Regions from separate parts of the Homo sapiens genome. Here regions 1 and 2 are each linked to region 3. Evidence: chromatin contacts called from ENCODE Hi-C or POLR2A ChIA-PET data. All regions are on one chromosome and are shown on one strand. Each heading gives the region's core, a stretch centred on a gene start or an enhancer-like site at or near the end of the contact. The rest is flanking DNA. Distances are from core to core; before and after follow the strand shown. Region 1 has its middle 23 kb from the start of EIF1. Region 2 overlaps LOC124904004 (a long non-coding RNA gene). Region 3 has its middle 5.4 kb from the start of HAP1.

The links. Hi-C counts contacts between places; a loop is a spot of excess contacts on that map. ChIA-PET counts read pairs that join two places held with the same protein, here RNA polymerase II (POLR2A). Pooled maps may share reads with other maps.
Region 1: a pooled map shows a loop between it and region 3 (2.4-fold over the local background). The contact joins two enhancer-like sites. A Hi-C loop is called at or near these places in 4 of 50 pooled maps. POLR2A ChIA-PET finds 5 or more read pairs at or near these places in 7 of 52 experiments (A549, H1, HEK293 and 4 more).
Region 2: a loop to region 3 is called in a pooled map, with 2.2 times the contacts of the local background. The contact joins two enhancer-like sites. A Hi-C loop is called at or near these places in 1 of 50 pooled maps. POLR2A ChIA-PET finds 5 or more read pairs at or near these places in 2 of 52 experiments (B cell and WTC11).

The regions. Positions count from the first base shown.
Region 1 is chr17:41,664,564-41,667,750 of GRCh38, forward strand. No RefSeq gene overlaps it. Among named protein-coding and RNA genes, the nearest start is that of EIF1, 23 kb to the right of the region's middle. RefSeq lists enhancers at 630-1,149, 1,150-1,667, 1,188-1,277, 1,698-1,827, 2,698-2,927 and a silencer at 1,398-1,637. Within about 2 kb of position 1,473, at least 39 of the 41 ENCODE cell types and tissues checked have a DNase peak (open chromatin) inside an H3K27ac peak, as active enhancers do; they include PC-9, where a contact is called at or near this core.
Region 2 is chr17:41,647,335-41,650,536 of GRCh38, forward strand. It overlaps LOC124904004 (a long non-coding RNA gene), which reads right to left. Exons shown (of 2, transcript XR_007065756.1): 2 at 1-1,580. Among named protein-coding and RNA genes, the nearest start is that of KRT17, 24 kb to the left of the region's middle. RefSeq lists enhancers at 41-916, 469-618, 649-808, 1,207-1,316. Within about 2 kb of position 1,462, at least 22 of the 41 ENCODE cell types and tissues checked have a DNase peak (open chromatin) inside an H3K27ac peak, as active enhancers do.
Region 3 is chr17:41,738,360-41,741,726 of GRCh38, forward strand. No RefSeq gene overlaps it. Among named protein-coding and RNA genes, the nearest start is that of HAP1, 5.4 kb to the left of the region's middle. Within about 2 kb of position 1,457, at least 7 of the 41 ENCODE cell types and tissues checked have a DNase peak (open chromatin) inside an H3K27ac peak, as active enhancers do; they include PC-9, where a contact is called at or near this core.

The DNA.
Region 1 (3,187 bases), core at 223-2,722, 74 kb before region 3:
CCTGTAATCCTGGCACTTTGGGAGACTGAGGCTGTAGGATCGCTAGAGCCTAGGAGTTTGAGACCAGCCTGGGCAACATAGGGAGACCGCCCCCACCGCCCACCTTTACAAAAAAATTAAAAATTAGCCGGTCATGGTGGCATGCATCTGTAGGCTCAGCTACTCAGGAGGCTGATGCAGGAGGATCACTTGAGCCCAGGAGGTCAAGGCTGCAGTGAACCATGACTGAGCCACTGCAATCCAGCCAGGGCAACAGAGCAAGATGCTATCTCAAAAAAAAAAAAAAAAGTGCTATTAAGAGCTGAACTCTGTTCTGGGGGGAGTAGCCTTTCCTTCCCTTCTCTGAGCCTCAGTTTCCCTATATATAAAAGAAAGGAATCAGATAAGATGGCCTGAAAGGCTGCCACCAGTTCTAATGCTCTCAGGTCCTGCTCTCTGACCTACCCAGGACACATGGAACCATCATCACCTCCTTGATCCAGGCACTCTACTCCTCATAATGGAACCAAGATGGTCTTCACTTTATTTTTTTTTTCCCATTGTCCCTGTCCTTACTGCCCTCTGTGTTATGCCAACCTCCTCTGAGTTAACTGAGGCTCAGAGGCTCAAGCAGTCTTTGCCACCCTCTCCCCACTGTCCCCCCCACCCCTCACTCTCCCACCAGACTGTCTGCTCCATCCCCGTCCCAACTGCTCCCACCTGGACTCCCTGCTGCCCTTGGTTCCTACCCCACCCCTCTGTCCACTCCCCCACTCACATACCTGGCCCTCCTTCCCCCATGCAGCCCATCTACCTTCACAGGGAGGCAGCAAGACACCCCCGCCGGCCTAGGAGGGTCGAGATCCTAGGACTCTACTTTTTCCAGTCCTGGTATTTGCCTACACGCCCCAGCCTCCCACCCCCAGCGCCCCCCCCAACACACACACACCCACACACACACACACGCACGCACGCACGCAATTATAACCCCCTTAGGGACAGCCGTTGTGTCTGCTGTAGTTTAGCCTTGGATTCATCATGGCTTCGACATCGCCGGCCCTGGGCCAGTGTTCGAGAGCATGGCCCCAAACAGTTCTTGCTCTGTTCAGCTCCCCACATTGCCAAGCTGCGAGCGGGCTCTCTGTGCTTCCTGCCTTCTGTCTGCCTCGCCTGTTCTCTCCAGGTAGGCGGCTCCTCCTCCAAGCTCCCCCAGCCCTGGGCTGACCTCTGTCACCTGGATGGTGGGTGCGGGTTCTCCGGGCATGCACCTCGTTCCCCTCTTTACTCCCAGCAGTGGCTGAAACTTGTGGGTGCTTGATCGTGCTAGTTAAATGAATGAACATGTGGTGGTTACAGGCAAACCCACAATGCCACACAGGACACCGACCAACAACTGAAAACGGTGACAGCTGCCCTTACCCGCAGCTCCCCAGCGTAGCCCTCCCCCATCGCAGCCAGACCGGCTTGCCCACTGCGCAGCAAGGCGGAGCCCCGCACAGCTAAGCCCGGGCGTGGTGCTCGCGGCGCCCTCTGCTGGCCGGGCCCACGGCCTCCTCCTGCGCACGCGCGCCGCCACCCCGGGACCAGACCTAAAGGGAGAAGGCGCGATCTGGGGCCCTCCCTCCGCACCCCCTCGCCCCGAGAAGCCCCAAACCCAGGTCTTTGACCCTCATGAACATCCTTTGTCCTTCCTCTCTCCTGCTCCCCCTGCAAACATTTTAGGCATCCCTAAATGATCACCAGCCCTCGCCTGCTCTCTTAGCAGGCCTCCAGGTGGGGTTAGAATTGTCAAATGCTGGCACAGGACGAAACCCTAATAATAATAACTATGATGATGACGGCAGCTGCTGCTGAGCGGGCACTTTGTGGTTACCTTAGCAACCTTCCACCATCCAGGAAGTGCAGCCCCTTCTTTCACAGGCGGCAGCTGCAGCCAGAGGCGTGCGGGGACTTCCCAAGGTCACACAGCAAGAATCCTAAGAAACCCGGGGTGTTTCCTCTGCCTACGTGGAGCTAACCCTGCCTCCAGAAGCAGGGGCCTTGAGATGGGAGCAGAGCGATCTGGTGCCCCGGAAACCCCACCCCCACCCCCACCTTGCCCCATGCGCAGCGAACGTGGCTACATTTCCTATCGTTTGTCCAACCCATCATTTTGCCTTTGGGAAAATTGCAGGGGAGGTGGAGGCCAGAGGACAGGGAGACAAACGTTCGTGGGCATCTGCCACGAGCACATTTGCCACGCTTTGTGACAGGCCCTTTCCCGTTACACACCACACCTGCCCAGGACCGCAGCACAGAACCAGGACCCAAACCCGCCGACTCCCTCCCTAGTGCTCCTTCCTCACCCCCCACCCCCTCCCCCCTCCGCAAGTTCTCTCTTGGAAAAGGGGCCGCTGGGAAGGGGAGGAAACGCACTCACTACAGGACTCCAGGTGGGGTCCAGAGGCTCTGCCCCTGGTGCCTCTTCCCCAGCCCTAAAGCCCCCAGCCCTAGAGAGGGGACCCTCCTGCACAACATCTCCAGGGGACCGGGTACTCCACTAGGGTCGAGAAACGTTGAATAGTGCGGTGGGTGCGGGAGGCGCGCCTAGGTGCCGAAACCCGGTCTGTGCTGCCATCCTGTGGCCATTGCAGGAAGTGTGCCTGTCAGGCCGCTCTGCATTGAACCTGAAATGCCGGGTCACCCTTGGGTTGAGTGAAACCGGGCCCCATGCTGAGGCTACAAGGGACATAGAAAGGGACAAGACGCAGCCCGTGCCCTGAAAGAGCTTACAGTTCGGTAGGATGGCCTTCAAATGACATGATCCAACACTCAACTCGGCGCCAGATACCGCCCAAAATAGAAGATCGTGCAAAAGGTTCCAAAAGGTGGAGGCAGCCTGCCCCGAAGCACATCGAGAAAGCCCTCCTGCAGCAAAGCCGTGTCGAGACTGGGCCTTACAGGGCAGGCGGGGCTGGGGCAAACAGAGATGAAGGAAGGCGCTCCAGGCGGAGAGACCAGCCTGAGCAAAGGCACAGGGGCAGGAAACACGGATTCTCAGGAATCCAGCTTGTCCCAAGTCTAGGTCAACTGTGAAGGGGAGAGCAGCATGGCCAGGTCCTCCAGTGCCCAGGTAGGAGGTTTCACTTAACCCTTTAGGCCACGCGGCCAACAAAGGTCTTTGAGCAAGCCAGCAGCTTGACCAGAAGTCTGTCCAGGAAAAGAGCAT
Region 2 (3,202 bases), core at 212-2,711, 91 kb before region 3:
GTGTGTGGTCCCTCTGTCCAGGTGGAGATGCTGGGAGGTGGAAGGCAGAATTCACAACCGAAGGGATTTTCTCCTCCCTAGTCGCCTCCCCCAGTAGTTGATGGCGGCTGCCACACCTCAAGCCAAGCAGGGGACCTGGCAGTGTTCACCCGCCAGCTGCGTGAACGCCCGTAACTCTTTACGGCAGAAGACCAAGGGTGCGTCTGGTCCTCAGAACTGCAGGATGCACCGGCAGCGATGGAGAAGCCTCCTTGGATGAGGCAGGGTGAGGAAGGAGACCAGACAAGCAAGTCCTCCTCCCAGAGGCAGGGACAGGAAGCAGGAGCAAGGGGCCACCAGGGAAGCTGCAGGGGCTAGAACCCAGGGAACTTTCTAGAAAGGCTAGCTGGCCCTAACAGACCCCTGGCCTGGAGGAAGACCTCCAGGGCAGGTTAGGCGGGCCAGTCACATCTCCGGGGGTGATTTAAAAGGCACCACCTTGGGACAAAAGGATGGAAGCATTGACCAGACAAATGCCTGACCCGGCAGCAGCAGAAAAGGATGCATGGAACCCTGTGGGGTTCCCACCTCATGAGGTCGTCTCTCCTCATTCTTGTGCTCGGTGGCTCCCAAGGGGCAGGCTCTAGTGCTCCCCATGGAGACCCCAGGCCCAGCCGCCTTCCAAGGCTCATGCCCTGTTAAACGGGGACACGCTCCGGCCGCCCGGGATCCCCAAATCTGTAGCAGGAGCGCCCTCTGCTGGCCATCTTGGGTGGCGCCTCTGCGCTGCAGTCCCGAGAGGAGCCCGCGAGGCCGCGGGAGGAATGCAGGGACCCTGGAGACCCATCCTCCACCTGCGCTCTGCAAACTACTCCTTCTCCCCCAGGGTCCTGGCTCCTCCTCGCCATCTTCAGCTTCACCGTCTCTAGTCCCTTAACAGCCAGAGCACCAGGCCCCGGCTGGGCCGTGTGTCCATGCCTCTGCCTCCAGGCGCATGGACACAACATTCCCTTCTGAAGCTGGCCTGCGCTGTGTATCACCCCCTATCCCCCATCCCTCCATCTCAAAAAAGCCCTTCCCTGCCTTTGGCACGTGTCCCTCCCCCACGCCCACCCGCTCAAGTCCCTCTGTTAATAAACTGCTAACCCCAAAACCAGCCTTCCCTCCAGCTTGCCCGGCCCCGAGTCTGAGGGTCCCTGGAGCAGACACGCTCCACCCGCGGGGACCTCTCCCTCCTGTCAACTCCTGAGGAGCGGCAGCGGCTTCTGGGCTTCCCACGCGGGGTGTGACACCAACGGGGGACATAATACAAACGAACGAGGGTAAAGTCCGTGTGCACACCTGTGCATGGCCACATGCGGATGTGCGTCCAGGCGTGCCTTGCAGGTGTGTGGGCAGTGACTGCGCCCACCCCTCTGTCGGGTCTCGCCACGCTTAGCTGGGTGGGCTCCTTCCAACCCAGGCTGGGGCTGAGCAGGAGGAAGCCGCGGCCTCGCCCCCAGAGGGCAGCACTGAGCTGTTCTGGCCCGACTGCTGCCAGACTCTACCCGGAGAGGAGTCCTGAGTTTCCCCGTCCAGGGCCTGGGGGAAGGACTTCAAATCTGTAAAGGAAAGCAAGGAATCAAATCCCAAATCCAGGCTAGCGGTTACACTGCGGGCAGAGCGCGAGGCGCACATCGAAGCTAAAATGTCCAAAATTGGGCAGTGGATTCACGGATGTTTGTTGTGCTTTTATTCTTTTTTTGTTTTTTTCTTTTTTTTTTTTTTTTTTTTTTTTGAGGTCGAGTTTCACTCTTGTCGCCCAGGCTGGAGTGAAATGGGGTGATCTCGGCTCACTGCAACCTCCACCTCCTGGGTTCAAGCGATTCTCCTGCCTCAGCCTCCCAAGTAGCTGGGATTACAGGCGCCTGCCACCACGCCCGGCTAATTTTTGTATTTTTAGTAGAGACAGGGTTTCACCATGTTGGCCAGGCTGGTCTCGAACTCCTGACCTCAGGTGATCCGCCCACCTCGGCCTCCCAAAGTGCTGGGATTACTGGCGTGAGCCACAGCGCCCGGCAGTGCCTTCATTCTTAAATCCTACACATATTTTGTAAATATTATTTTGAATCTATTCAGTATTACTCTTTTCAAAATAAAGGCCTCCGAGCCCTCTCTAGAATGTGGAAAGACCACTCATCGCTCAGTGGAGCAAAGTGAGCCTACAAGCTCCCCAGATCGCCCCCAGAACCCCCAGAATGCAGAGGGCTCTGAGTGTCTCTGGGGTTGCCTGTGGCTTTGGGGAAGGGGAGAGCCTGGACCCAGGCTTCTTTACCGCCCGGAGTCCCGGGTCAGCACTCCTGCAGGATAAGCCACACATCGACACGCAGCTCACACACACACACACACACTTCCAGATTCATACACAGGTGCATGCTCACAGGTTGACACACACATGCTCAAAGACTCATACACACACGTTCACACATAGCTCACATGCACATACACACACACATTGAGACTCTCAGACACACACAGACTGATACACGTACATTCACACACAGCTCATACGAACATTTACACTCTCAAATTCACACACAGGCACATGCTCACAGGCTGACACACACTCAAAGACTCATATACACACATTCACACACAGTTCACATGCACACTCACACTCCCAGATTCACACACAGGCGCATGCTCACAGATCGATACACACACACTCAAAGACTCCTATATACACATTCACACATAGCTCACAGGCACATCCACACACACACATTGACACTCTCAGACATGCGCACACACAAAGACTCACACACACACGTTCACACACAGCTCACACACACACTCCCAGATTCACACACAGGCGCATGCTCACAGATACACACTCAAAGACTCATATACACACATTCACACACACATTGACACTCTCAGACACATGCACACACAAAGACTCACACACACGTTCACACACAGCTCATACACACACTCACACTCCCAGATTCACACACAGGCACATGCTCACAGGCTGACACACACTCAAAGACTCATACCCATTCACGTGCCGCTCACATGTACATTCACACACATACACTGACATTCCCAGACTCACACACACCAGCACATGCTCACAAACTTCCCCATACTCACAAACTTCCCCATACTCACACTCACACTCATAGACTCATGTCCACACTGTCACCCACTCATGGACACACGCGCAAACTTTCACATTCAC
Region 3 (3,367 bases), core at 207-2,706:
GTCCAGGAGACTGGGGGTAGTCTCTGATCCAGGCCTCTCAAGTGGTTTTCCTCTGTCAACCACCCCCTCCCTCTCCTGCTTCTCATCTAGGGGGAGAAATCAGACACAGCAAAGACCCTTGGCCTCCTGTCCTCCCTCCCAGTGTGCATCCATGGACCCTCCTGGATCCGAAAGAGGATGGGAGGGTGCAGAAGACTTGCCAGGCTGCAAAGCCAGACCACCCACCACCTAATTGTGCACACCCCCTGAACCTGGGGCACATTCACTCCAGTGCCCAGCCCTGGGCAGCACACAGGTGGCTCAGGCCCCTCCTCCTGCCCCCTCCCCTGGCCTGACCCTGGGAAAAAAAACACCTGGAACAGGGTAGGTAATAGAAAGAGCCCCTAAGGGTCGGTGCCAGGGACCTGGGGGGGACAGGCACCGGGGTTACTTTCTGCAGGGGAGCAGGGTGGAGGGGCACCCTGAACTAGGAACAGGGGAGACCTCCTCACCCCCGCCGCAGTCCTGCTGTCTCCTGCAGGCCTTTCGGGGGCCCTCCCCCATCTCTGATCCAGGCCTTCCCCTCCAGAACCAGGCAGTGGCCGCCATAGCCCTCACCCCCACCCCAGAACCCAGGTACAGTCCCTCCTTACATCAGCAGAGAATGGGGGACTTGAGGGCCTAGGCCCTCAGAGGTTCCCCTTTAACTTTTCTTTTTGTTTTTTTGAGAGGGAGTCTCACTCTGTCGCCCAGGCTGGAGATCAGTGGCATGATCTCAGCTCACTGCAGCCTCCGCCTCCTGGGTTCAAGCAATTCTCCTGCCTTAGCCTCCCGAGTAGCTGGGACTACAGGCACATGCCACCATACCCATCTAATTTTTGTATTTTTAGTAGAGACGGGGTTTCACCATTTTGCCCAGGTTGGTCTTGAACTCCGGACCTCAAGTGATCCATCTAGCCTCGGCCTCCCAAAGTGCTGGGATTATAGGCATGAGCCACCACACCTGGCTCCCTTTAACTTTTCTCCTCTTCTTAAAGAGCCCAGCCCAACTCCTGGGCCACTGAGCCCCTCTGGCCTGGAACAAGGAGGTAACGAGGTGCTGGGGGCAGCTGGGGGTCTGAGCCCTCTGCCTGCTGTCTTCCATGGCCCCGCTGCTGGCCAGGACCGAAAGGGAGAGAGGCAAGGAGAGAAAGGACAGAGAGCAAGTGCCGGGGACGAGGGCAAGGGGCTGAGGTGGCTGGGACCTCAGGTGGAGAGTACTGACCCCCACTCTGAAGTTCTTCCCCACCTGGGGGCTCCTATCCTGGAGGAAGGCCCCGCCTCCCACACAGGCTCACTCCTGCTCTTGGTTCTGATGTCTGACTCCTCCTCTGAGAAGCCCTCCCTGGTGGGGCTCACCTGTGTTAGGTATCCTGTGCCAGATCAGGCCTCTCTGTGTCCTCCCCTCCCCTGGCATTCTCTCCCGACTCTGTCCGCTCACAGGGTAAGATGATGTCATTGACAAGATGATCTATTTAGTAACAATGAGAGCAGTATCTGTTTTGCTCACTTTTGTATTCTCAGGACTCTAATGAGGCATCCAATAAATATTTGTTGAATGAACACATCAGTGGATTCTCTGGGTATGGATGGTGGGAGTGGTAATCGCCCTGGGGAAGTGACTTCCGGTAAGGGTGAGATCCTAGGACTCTGGACTCCCAAACCAGGGCTCCACATCCCCTGGCACAGGTGAGCGCCACCAGGAACCCTCCAGGGGCACCTGTGGGAGAGGATGGAGACCGGCCAGGATGTGAGCCACAGATCCCCAGGGAGTGAGCCTTGGCACAGCCAGGTGCCCACTTCTTCCCTAGAGCCCTCAGCCCAGCCCCGCTCCTTTCCCCAGGGACCAGAGCAGGAGGCCTGGGCTGGCCTGATATGGAGCTGGGTCCAGCAGGTCGGCAGTGCCCTGACCTGGGAAGCTCCACGGGAAGCAGCTGGGAGTGGGGGGACCACAGCACCCTCTGTGAGGAGGGCAGGACCGTCAGCTGCGTCCAGCCTGCTGGACAGGCAATACCAGGTGGTGGCGAGCCTAGAAGGATGTTCTGGCCCTTTGGCCTCCCTGAGCTACCTCCAGGCTCAGGGATAACACCAAGGAGCCCTTCGCTCCCTGACCTCTGTCCCCAGAGTCAGCAATTCCCTCTCATCCCTGCGTCCATGTCCAGGCTCTGAGCCCTTCCAGGGACAATTTGTGGGATTGGGGATAGAGACAGAGGAATAAATACACATTCACTGAGACCTGACTAGGTGCCGTATGGATTTTGGATATATTTCATTTTATCATCACTGGAAGGAAAAAAATACTGCTGTGTTATAGATGAAAAACAGAAGCCCAGAGAGGTCAAGCAACTTATCCAAGGCCACACAGCCAGGAAGTATCAGGGAGGGAAGATCACAAAGGCTTGTCTTACCAACAGCCCATGTGCTGTCCACGGCCTCCCAGTTCAGAGAAGAAGCTGGGCGACCCTCCCTCTCCCGTACCCAGGGGTGCCTGTGCTCACTGGGTTTGCTTCCACATAATACTACTTATGAGCCAACTGTTAGGTCTTATAAATTAGATGCCCACCGTGGGCATCTGCCCCATGGCCTCTGGAGGAATCCTGCCAGAGGATGGAGATAAAGGAAGGACAAATACCAAGTGCCTTTTGCAGACGCTATGTCCGCTCTTCCTTCTTCAAGCCTCAGCTCAGACGCCACCCAGTCTTGGGAGCCTCCCCTGATCTAACCTGGCTGGATCTGGGTCCCTGCCTCCCAGATCCAATGTGCTTCCCTCTACCTCAGCCTTCCACACACTGGGGCAAAAGCAAGAAGGGCTTCTGTGCCCAGCTTTTAGTATCTGAGCCTGCCTTGGCCCATGCTTGATGGGCTCAGAGGGAAACACTTGTACTCTGACATAAATCCGAAATAACAGAATCATCCTGACTGGTTCCAGTCTTCAAAATAAGAAAGACTGAGTTTTCACCATAAACCTGGACTCCTGGCCGGGCGCGGTGGCTCACACCTGTAATCCAGCACTTTGGGAGGCCAAGGCAGGCAGATTGCTTGAGCCCAGGCGTTTGAGACCGGCCTAGGCAACATGGTGAAACCCTGTCTCTACAAAAATACATAAATTAGATGGACATGATTGTGCACGCCTGTAGTCCCAGCTACTTGCGGGGGCTGAGGCAGGAGGATTGCTTGAGCCCAGGAGGTCAAGGCTGCAGTTAGCCGTCTTCCCGCCACTGCACTCCAGCCTGGATGACAGAGCAAGACCTTGTCATAAATAAATAAACAAAGAAACAAACAAATAAATCTGAACTCCCTAACAAAAAATAAGCCTATTCCTAAAGCTAAGTCATGACCTTTGTGATAA